Regions from separate parts of the Homo sapiens genome. Here region 2 is linked to region 1. Evidence: chromatin loops called from intact Hi-C (ENCODE). Cell type or tissue: ascending aorta. All regions are shown on one strand. Links, peaks and the distances in the headings refer to the core of each region. The heading gives the core; the rest is flanking DNA. Region 1 overlaps ADAMTSL1 (ADAMTS like 1). Region 2 overlaps ADAMTSL1 (ADAMTS like 1).

Region 1 (5,384 bases), core at 64-5,063:
CTTTTAGTCTATAATGAACATGCATTGGTATTTTTTAAAGTAACAAGTTGGATCTTTTAATTAGAAAAGAAGGTATTGAATTCATCTTCCTTGTCTTGTGAAAATGGCTGCTTTCTTTGGGGGTAAAAATATATCTTGCCCAGGCAGTTAGTGGTTTTACTAGGCCATTTGTTCTCAGCATACAGAAACTCAAATGATCTCATACCCTCGACCAGGGGTTGGTCCTGAAGGCAAGTCTAGACCACCACCCCTTTATAAATAAGATTTTAGTGGGGCACAGCCCCACCCATTTGTTTATGTATTGTCTATGGCTGATCTCAAGTTACAATGGCAGAGTTGAGTAGTTGTGACAGAGACCATATGGCTCACAAAGTCTACAATATTCACTATCTGGCCCTTAAAAAAAAAAAAAATTGCCAACTCCTGCTCTGGCCTTCTTACCAACAATGACAAACATCTTTTGACTACTTTGTTTTTAATAATTTTTTGACAAGAGTGAAGAGTCAGATGGCAATATGTAAACACCTTATTGTAAACACTGTTCATTCCCAATTCCCACCCCCACCATCATAATTCAAAAATAAATTTTAAGGGGAAAAAATCTCATTACTGTAGGAAAAGGTTGGTTTTCCTTCTCTATATTCTAGGGTTTCTCAGCTTTGGTCTTTAGAGAGATCTAAGAGCAAACTCTAATGAAATGCTAATTGTACATTTTAAAGCAGAATACAGGTGCCCAGTAATGTTACTGGATAACAGGCATAATTTCTGTCCCACAGTAAGCGTACTTGCTCTGTCCACGTCTGGATTTAGGCTTTCAAATCTGCTGTCCTTGGAATGCCTTTGAGAAGCTCTGTGGAAACTTTAGTTCTCACTTCCATTCGTTATGCAGAGATCACATACACATCCCTCGTTTCACAGAGATCATATACACATCCCTCATTATACAGAGATCATATACACATCCCTCGTTATACAGAGATCATATACACATCCCTCATTATACAGAGATCATATACATATCCCTCGTTATACAGAGATCATATACACATCCCTCATTATACAGAGATCATATACACATCCCTCTTTTGATACACATTTCCCATTCTAGACCCTCCACCTTCATGCAATGTGAGTGCTATGGAAAATAGGGAAGCCCAAAAAGAACTGATTCAATCAAGTTATCAATTCCCAGCAGAACAGCATGTGCTCTGCCTCATCCAGGTCTAAATTGGCCTGAATCCCAGGTTGCCTAAGGAGACTGCATTGGTTTTAGGGCTCCTAAGTCCATGTGAATCTCGGAAAGGTCAGAATTGGACCCAGGAATCTGAACCAGGCCACTTCTTCCTTAAGCCATCAGAGAGTCCACTAAATGCTCCACAGGAGTCTCTGGAGTATATAAATCCAAGGCAAACTGAGAACCACACCCAAAGAAGATTAGGAGCCAAAACAAATCAATACTAGAAATGTAGGTTGCAAGACAAATAGCAGGCATTTGGACAACTCTCTGCCCTTCAGATGCCCATCACACTGATGCTGTGACGTTTCCAGTAAGGGCTGTGGATGGATTTCTGATGTTTCTTTATAGGACCTATCTATTTATGGGTCCTTGAAAAACCATTCGCTCTTTGGGCTTGGCTGCCAAAGGCCAGACATCACTTGCCAGAGCATATTCTTATCCCAGGAGCGAGCCAGCCAGATCCTTTCAGACACCTCTGTCCTTACTCCTCCTCCTGCTCCCTTGCCATGGCTCTCATCCCTACTTCAGCTCACCACTCAACTCTCCCCCGTCTTTACTTCCCTCACATTGTTTGTTATTTTCTTTCCTTTGTTGAGAAGTTTCTGGAGCCTCAAGACCCAGGAGACTAATGTGGGAATAATAAATCCAGGAAAGGTCTTTGCGTTCCCCTGGTAGCTCCACCCCCACTGCTCACCGTGGAATTCCTAGTCAGCAGCGGCTCCTTCCTGTGGCTTGCAGCTGAACCCTGTGCTGTGCCCAGTGAGGCCTCCCGGGATACGTGCTAGGAATATTAGCCATTCTTCATATCCACTGCTATGCTGTGGCTTTGGTTCAGCAGAAGAGAAATGAAATGGGATGTAGACAGGGCTGTGAGCGAAGGTTCTTTTTTTGTGTTGGGGTAAAGGGCGTTATTTCTTTTGCAGAGGCTCTCACCCAAAATCAGAGCAAAACTTAGCCTGAGTTCCTGAGGCATGCTGGCTCGGAGCTGCTGCTGGCTTTTGTTTTTCCTCCAAGCTGATCTGTGTATTTTCTAGCTTGCCTTTCCATTGGCTGGAGTGAGGGGATGAGAACAGCTATATCACTCAAGAGAAGGGAATATTCATAGAGTCCGCAGGTTTTCCTCTGAAACTGTTGTTTTCTTCTCAGAGCAGTAGCACCTTGATTATAGAGCGCTTCCTTGAAAGTCCTAAAATAATGTCCTATTTCAGACCAAATGTGAAACATCAATTTCATTCCTTACAGAATCTAATCTTGGTGTGCGTGATAGATAAGTATACACAGAGAGGGGAATTTCTGACCTAGGACTCTCCTCAAAAGTATGGTATGACCCAAGTATGATCCACATTCTAGAGTTCATTAAAAGGCCATCTCATCTGTGGATTGAAATTACTTCCTTAGCTCCAGGCAGCCTGCAGCCAGGCCTCCCTAGGGTCATCCTGGTCTTCCCTCCTGCAGGCCAGGTGGCACCTGCCAGCAGCCTGAGGGTAGAGTCAACTAGGGACTTATAAACCCAGAAAGTTGAAACTTTAAAAAAAATGCTGATGTGTTTTTAAAAGGTATATTTTATGCCAAGAGCCTACTGGCAGAGAAGGACTTATGGGAACCCTGTGTATTATCCTCATGAGGTAGGTTCAATTCTGATCAACAGTACTGTGAACTTTTAAAATTGGACTAATTTCCTAGAGCCTGCCTGCCTGCTACCCCCTAGAGGTGGCCCAGTCAATCCTGGAGAAGCATGCTGTTTAACACGGCCAAACTCTATCTTACAGTACAGTCACATTTTCATAGTTGTGTGTGCAAAGTATCAGGAGCAGGCATCTCATCTTCTTCACCTGTAAGAGAATAACCAAGTCCTAGGGTATGGGTGAAGGTAGTAACCACACAGTAACCCAATCATTTTGGAAAATGCAAGGCCTTAATCAAGTCATAAATCTGGATGGAGCTACTTTTCATGCTGAGAAATATATCAAGTTCTTCTACCAGATGCCCAGGATCATGGGAGACGTTAGCATACCCCCTGCCAACGGAAACCCAAAGCTTACGCTAGGGGTGAAGAGACATTTGGGGAATGGAAAATGGGCTTGGATAGTTTTATTTTTCCAGGAATGTCTTAAAGTTAGTTTTCTTTGGGAAAATGTACATGGGAATCATCTTGGCCCAGTTATTTGACCAGCTTATTGGGAGGTCCCAGAAATCGGAGTGAAAATTAAAGTTGCTTGTCTTCTCCCACAGCCTTCTAGGGTCCAGCTGACAAATGGAGGGAGTAACTGAGTTTTTCCAATATGAATTAATCATTCCTCTCAGCCAGCTGCTTGGTGCCAGCTCCCACTCCTTCTAAGCTCTTTAGCGACCATCTCTGCCACCCAAGAGAATGCCAAACCAGAAATGGAAGGAGCCAGAAAAGGCACTGAAATGACTTCCCTACTTTTGCTCAGTCACCCCATGGCCTTAGAGTGAGGCCCGTACACACCACATACCACGAGCAAAATGGAGATCCCTCTATAAAATTTACAGGACTGAGTGTTTTCCAGTTTTGGAAAATTAAATTAAGGAAAGGACTCCCAGACTGACTACACCAAGTGCCAAGTTTCATCCCGACACACATCATTTTTATAGTAAGTTTAACTCTGTGAAAAATAGAGGATTGTAATGAAAATGCTGACAGGCCTGGAGCCAGCTCATGAAGTAATAATGCCACATCTTTCATACTTTTACACAGCATGTCCTAATCAGCCACAGCTTTCTTTTCCTTTAGAAAGCAGTTAAATACGTGAAAATTCCCAGAGTACTACTTTTTCTCCTCCTCTTTTAGATTGTATATTCTTATTTTCAGAGCATTCTTCCCCGTGAACTGGGTTCAGTCCATTTACAGCTTTTACTCTGTGCAATCTGTTTATCAAGCTCAGGTGCCTTTTTCTGAGCTGTTTGGCTGGAGAGGGGGAAGAGGAGAAAAAACGTGCACTCAGAATTCTTGCTTCTGCTTATTAAGGCTAGGAACACATCAAAATGAACTTTGGCTGTGTGGCTCACTCAAAGTGACTGGCAGCTAATGAATGCCTGAGCTGGCTTGATCTATCCTACAAGGAAGCCCACAAATTAAGCCACTGGCCAAAAATCTTGGTGATTTTCAGACCTTTGAATCAACAAAAAATCCACTATATAATGACCCTTGTATTGTGAATTCAGAGCTTCTTTAGAGACAGGTGCCACAAAGGCAACCTTATGCTACCAGTATTAAAGTTAGCATCTTCTGCTGAGGGTGCGAGGAAGTGAAGCCAGAGATGCCAGGGCTCCCAGTTTTCTTCCCCCATGTCCTCATCTGTCCAACTCAGGCTGTTTCCCTGAGTCAGGCTGTTTAGTCACAGAAGCCAATGTAAAATCAAGAGACAAACATGCAGAAAGTCAGTGAAGTCAATGGGAAAAAGCAAGGATGTCAATTGGTGGCACATTATAGGTTACATCTGGACTGATGCCCTGTCCTTGCTGGAGGCCATTGATTCTGTCATAGTTGGAGCAAATAATGAGGGGAACCCCCTGGTCTTTAGTGTTTCCTTTTCCCTATTTCATGTCAGTACTTAGGGATGTTAGACCCATTCAGAGAGATGTCTTTTCTGGTGTTTAAGATTAAAAAAAAATCAATCACACATTTTTTTTCTCCTATTATAACTTTGAATATTTTGTTATATTTTTCCAGTCTCTTTTTTTAATTATACTTGAAGTTCTAGGGTACATGTGCACAACGTGCAGATTTGTTACATATGTACACATGTGCCATGTTGGTGTGCTGCACCCATTAACTCGTCATTTAACATTAGGTATATCTCCTAATGCTATCCCTCCCCGCTCCCCCCACCCCACAATAGGCCCCGGTGTGTGATGTTCCCCTTCCTGTGTCCAAGTGTTCTCATTGTTCAATTCCCACCTATGAGTGAAAACATGTGGTGTTTGGTTTTTTGTCCTTGCAATAGTTTGCTGAGAATGATGGTTTCCAGCTTCATCCATGTCCCTACAAAGGACATGAACTCATCATTTTTTATGGCTGCATTGTATTCCATGGTGTATATGTGCCACATTTTCTTAATCCAGTCTATCGTTGTTGGACATTTGGGTTGGTTCCAAGTCTTTGCTATTGTGAATAGTGCCTCAA
Region 2 (5,384 bases), core at 82-5,081, 75 kb before region 1:
GCCAGTGGAGAAATCATCAGGCTCATCATCACAGGTAACATTTATAGAGCACTTACAATGGGCTTCAGGTGTTCATTTATCCTCACAATAACCCTTTGAAGTTACTATCCCAATTTTACCGATATTGGAGTTGAAGCACGGAGATGTTAGATTAACTCGCTCAAAGTCTCTCACTTAAAAAGTAATCGAGCTGGGGTGAGGCGCGGTGGCTCACGCCTGTAATCCCATCACTTTGGGAGGCCGAGGTGGGCAGATCACGAGGTCAAGAGATCGAGACCATCCTGGCCTACATTGTGAAACCCTGTCTCTACTAAAAATACAAAAATTAGCTGGGCATGGTGGTGCATGCCTATAGTCCCAGCTACTTGGGAGGCTGAGACAGGAGAATCGCTTGAACGCAGGAGGTGGAGGTTGCAGTGAGCTGGTATCGTGCCACTGCATTCTGGCCTGGGTGACACAGTGAGACTCCGTCTAAAAAAAAAAAAACTTAATGGAGCTGGGATTTGAATCCAAGGCAGTCTGGCTTTTGGAACTATTTCTTTTTATTGATTATAACCTTAGTTGAATACAGGGACTTGCCACTGTTTTATAAGAAGGCCACTGGGGTCAACTAGACCCAGCATAAATTAACATTCAATATTCTAGCCAACTGGCTTCCAGCTGATGAGGCTTTTGTTTTTATTTTGGCATAACTGCTTTAAAGATAGCCTTTTCTTCTACTGATAGCGCTACCTTTATATATACACATGTGTATGCAAATATGCACTAAATTAGGCACTCAATAAACATTACAATTGCTACATTTGTGTGTGTCTGTGACTGCACATGTTTACAGTGTTGATGGCTCAGGCACATGTGTGGTTAGAGACCTAGACCACAGGCAATATGAAGCTAAACTGTTCCTCGCTTTCAGTCATTCTATATAAACACTGAGCACACATTTGGAGATGAGACTCAGGCAAAAGCTAACTCCAGTCTGCTTTTGGATAGAGTATAACACCCCTAGCCAAAGAACCTGGTAAATTTTCCTTCTCTACATCTAATACCAGGAGGCTTACGTAATATGGACAAATATATGTTCAGTATTCCTACGTCTAAATCCAGTTCTAGAAACAATACCTGGAAGGGCAGTGCTGACTTCCTTGTAGAAGAGCCAGATTCTCCAAAATTGGCACTGCACATTGGATTACCAAATTAGGAAAAATTACTGGATGAGGATTGATCATTCCCCCAAGAAACACCTACATACTGCTGATAGCACCACACTGTCAGGGAAGGCCTTGCTTACCACTTAACACTATTGAACCAGGAGTAACCCAAAATCACAGATTCCTCATAGCTCAGCTGATTTAAGTCTGTAAGCTTTTAAGTAAGACTTTCTTTTCTTTTCAAAAGGAATGCAAGTGAACTTAAAGAATAATATGAAACTAGATGCTTGAAGAAAATACTTATTTCTTCCTGTGGGTGGGAGGTCACTCCCAGGTGATACTCCTACTAACATGGAATCCTAGGGAAATGGCTAAGTCTAAGGAATTTCAGCCTTTTAATCCCTAAGCCTGTTCCCTGTTTTCCTTCTCTTCTGGGCCTAGGTGTTCCCAGCTTATCCTCCCCAACCCCTTCAGCCAGAGGAGCAACCTGATGGCACATCAGTTAACACAAAGGGCAGCCCACGGTGGTAGGAGACAGTAAGGCTGGAATCAGAGCAACTTTGGCACAAATCCCAGTTCTGCCACTTAGTATTGTGAGTCTACTTTTATCTCTCTGAACCTTGGTTTTCTTATTAGTTAAACTAAAATGATACTAGTACAATTAGGCACTTTGATTCTGCCCTTCGGACTAGCAGAAGTGCAAAGAACAGAAATAATGTCTGTAACGTGCCTGACACACAGTGGATACTCATTTGCCAGTATCCAAAATCATTGTCATTTAGACATGGGGCCATTGTATCACACTGTCTTCCAGGACATCTCAAACTAAGAAGCTTCACTCTTATTTGAGGAACATCTAGGTAGTTGTTCAAAGAGTTGGGTTAGCAAGGTTTCTAGGAAAACAGCGTGATGGAGAATTATCAGCCTAAATCCAGGCATCATGAGGGGATGTTGATATTCTACTGACATTCTTTGCTATCATCTCTGAGCTGATAGGAAAGTGAAATCTGTAGCCTCTAAATGATTATATTTCCCAGAAAGTTTTGTACAGTGTTCCAAAGTGGTGCTGAATAGGAGATGAATTAAGGCATATTTGGAAGTCTTTAACTTGGGCAACTCAGAGTATCAGCAGATGGAAACTTCTCAGAATGGAAGTGAAGATCAGATGGGAAATTCCTCCAGGGTCAATTTCAGAACCATAGTTGTGAATAATTCTCTATGTACAAGTCATAAGCACATGAAATGCAGTTTCCAAGTTTGCAGATAATATAAAAACTAGAGGCAGGGAAGATAGGGAAGGAAAAACAAGCCCATTTCAGTTTGGTTTGGCTTGTTTCCCTTATAGAGCTAAAGGAAATGGAGATGACAAATGTTTTTCCCAGTTGAAAAGTGTAAGAATAGCAAGCCAGAGAAAAAGAACCGTCCCAGTAAATACATAAGCCTCACAAAAGAAAAGTATTGAGTGTCAACACAGTGGTCGCAGAAATGACCATCATGAATCATGCAGGTGAAGAGCACTGGAGGATAGTAGACAACCAGTGGCAAACAGACAGTACTAGTGAGGCTTAGAGTCAGGCACTATCTATTCCCTGAAATGCTAGGGGATCTCCAGAGATCCCCCTAGCAGTTAGTTTACTCTTCCTGGAAGAGTGGTCCTAGCACATGGCAGAGTTCCAGAAAAGTGGTTAACTGTTTTAGTATAAATAAGGATGTCACTGAGATAAACCAGAAATGAAAATTTTTCCATGTTATATGCCAGAAGTCAGCAAACTTTTCTAGTAAAGGGCCAAATAGTAAACATTTTAGGATTTGCAGGCATCAGGAGTAAGGAATGACCTTTGACTGTTCTTAAACTGACTATACTCAACTCTGTCATTATAGTGTGAGAGCAGCCATAGATAATACTTTAATCTATATGCTAGTTTTCCAATAAAACTTTATTTATAAAAGCAAGTGGTAATTGGCTGCAGTTTGAGGACCCCTATCCCTAGTGGATAGGAAATCCAGTCAGTCATTTCATGCAGAGGTTTGTAATTTGAAATGAGTTACCCAGCAAGCAGATAAAATACACATATTAGCAAATTCAAGACTCTATGAACTTCTGAAAGAGAAGGAAGTTAAAGGGTCTGGCAAAAAGAAGAAGACCAGGGTTAAGAATGTGTGGTCAGGTGGCCTTTCCCATTCCTAAAATATTTTCTATACTTCCATCTGAGCAATCATGAAGCTTCTGGCATTAAATAACTTTTAGTTGGCAATTACATTAAAAACAGCAAAGGTTAAAAAAAGTTGCCCTAGCCAAATGGTGATATGAAACTCTTCATGAACCTCAAATCTGTTGCCCAAAATTTTTGTACAAAATAAAATTCTCCCTTGCAAGCCTCTGGGCTACTGTAATTTTTGGTTTCAGAAAAATAATCCTGCTCACGGAGGAGATCTCAGAGCATTCCTTTTGCCTCCCGTTTGAAAGTATCTAAAATCCAGAATATTTTTTAGTGATTGTCTATTTCCCTAAGTAACTACAAACCTTGACGTTAATTACCCCCCCGCCCCGCCCCCGCAACCACCGAAAATGAGGCCAAACCATATGCCTGCCAACTAGGCCCCGGTAGATTCCTGGATGCTGTCAGTTTAAGAACAGTCAAAGGTTATTCCTTACTCCTGATGCCACCATGTACTAGCTGAGCAAATTGCTTCTGTGAACTTTTGCCTGCTCTCTAAAATGGGAAAATAACATCAATCTAGTAACATGGTAGTAAGGATTCAATAATAAAAAGCATATACATTTGCCTATAAATACTAGCACCCGCTCCCGCTTTGTGGTAGATTCCATTATCCTAATCTAAGGAATCCCTAAGCAGAAAAATACCCATTTTAGGATAAGGAAAAGACTTCACCATCTGGTCCTATAAATAGGAATTTGGGGCTAATGTTATTTGCACAAACTTTGCTTACTTGCTCCTGAGTTCACTGTTTTCCAGCTCTAACTCATTTGCTCTTGTTTGTATTCCTTTCTGAAATTGCAGAATTCTGGCTTTTTTTTTTTTAGTGTTCTAAAATTTCAGTATTTGGTTATTGGTGTTAATACAGTTATGGAAATAACTAGTTGTCCTTATTCAGAGATTCCTGAGTCAAGAATAGAATTAAGGTAGTTGCCAACCCAACGTGCTACGTGGCCTCACTTCTTGCTCCTCTTTTCTCCTCCCTGGTCCCATGCACAGCAAACCCTTTGTTCCCTTTCTATACACCCAATTTATGTTTTTTCATTGAAATCTCTACATTTCTCATTTCCCCATGTCTTCACGACATCTAGAATTTATAAGCCCTGGCATGAAGAGTGAATGGTAATGATCATGGCGATGTTAACAACTGTAACAAAATCATAATCACCTACATTTCTGTAGTTTTTTACTACATGCCAGGCACTTTTCTGTGTCCTTTAAATACATTAGCTTATACAGAACTCTCACAACAACCCTAGGTAGGTACTATCATTCTCATTTTATAAATGAGGAAACTGTCACTGAGAAGTTAAGTAAATTACTTGCCCAAGGCTACAGAGCTGCTAAGTGGCAAAGCGGGGATTTGATCCCATCATTAATGGCTCCGGAGTCTGTCCTCTGAACCACTGTCCGCTATGCTATATTGTGGATATGATCATTTTCAGCCCCGTTGCTTTGAAGGTAACCAAATGAGTATTTATTATGTATTTATTTAGTGTGCCAGCACTATGCTGAATACTGAAGAGAGAACTATGAATGAGATAATAATTTATAATCTCACTGAAGAAATGAGACACTGTTGATTGAAAAAGGCTTCGTAGTGGAGTTTTAACAACTAGATCAGGAAACAGACAGATTCTTGTGTAGTATAGCAGCACAAGGAAATAGAACTAGAACTTGTTCTTAAGGGAGGGGGAGGAGGAGGAGCCTGTCTTTAGCCCCAAGCTAATGACAAGGAGAGTCAAAGAGGCCATCTTGACTAGAGTGACAAGTTTGTATTGGGATGTGGGGCAGATAAGTTTGGAAAGAAGAGGAAGCTACTGTTCTACAAAGAAAGGATACACCCACAATTTCTAGCTTCCAGTCCTGTGTTGAGGCCTACAATAGGTTTAGGAAAGCGTACCAGTCAGAATGAGAGGCCTGAGGTGGCACAATAACATATCCCAGGTAGTAGATGGGCATTTCTCTACCCAGAACCTGAATATTTTGTCTGACAACTAGAAATTCCAAGAAGGTT

Evidence for each region. A loop is a pair of places that touch in the nucleus more often than their neighbours do. Peaks named below come from ENCODE experiments on the same cell type or tissue, not always from the same donor. Only the 100,000 strongest peaks of a DNase experiment are listed, where the experiment ranks them.
Region 2: a loop joins it to region 1, with 5 times the contacts of the local background. A loop is called at or near these places in 2 of 110 quality-filtered maps.

What each region holds. Positions count from the first base shown.
Region 1 is chr9:18,860,110-18,865,493 of GRCh38, forward strand. All of the region lies in intron 23 of ADAMTSL1 (ADAMTS like 1), which reads left to right. Among named protein-coding and RNA genes, the nearest start is that of SAXO1, 170 kb to the right of the region's middle. In ascending aorta, for the core only: CTCF peaks have their summits at 1,966 and 2,923 (motif pointing left); a DNase peak (open chromatin) is centred at 1,972; H3K4me3 peaks cover 930 bases; H3K27ac peaks cover 3,940 bases.
Region 2 is chr9:18,784,690-18,790,073 of GRCh38, forward strand. All of the region lies in intron 19 of ADAMTSL1 (ADAMTS like 1), which reads left to right. Among named protein-coding and RNA genes, the nearest start is that of MIR3152, 210 kb to the left of the region's middle. In ascending aorta, for the core only: no CTCF peak of the experiment used is centred there; no DNase peak of the experiment used is centred there; H3K27ac peaks cover 3,106 bases.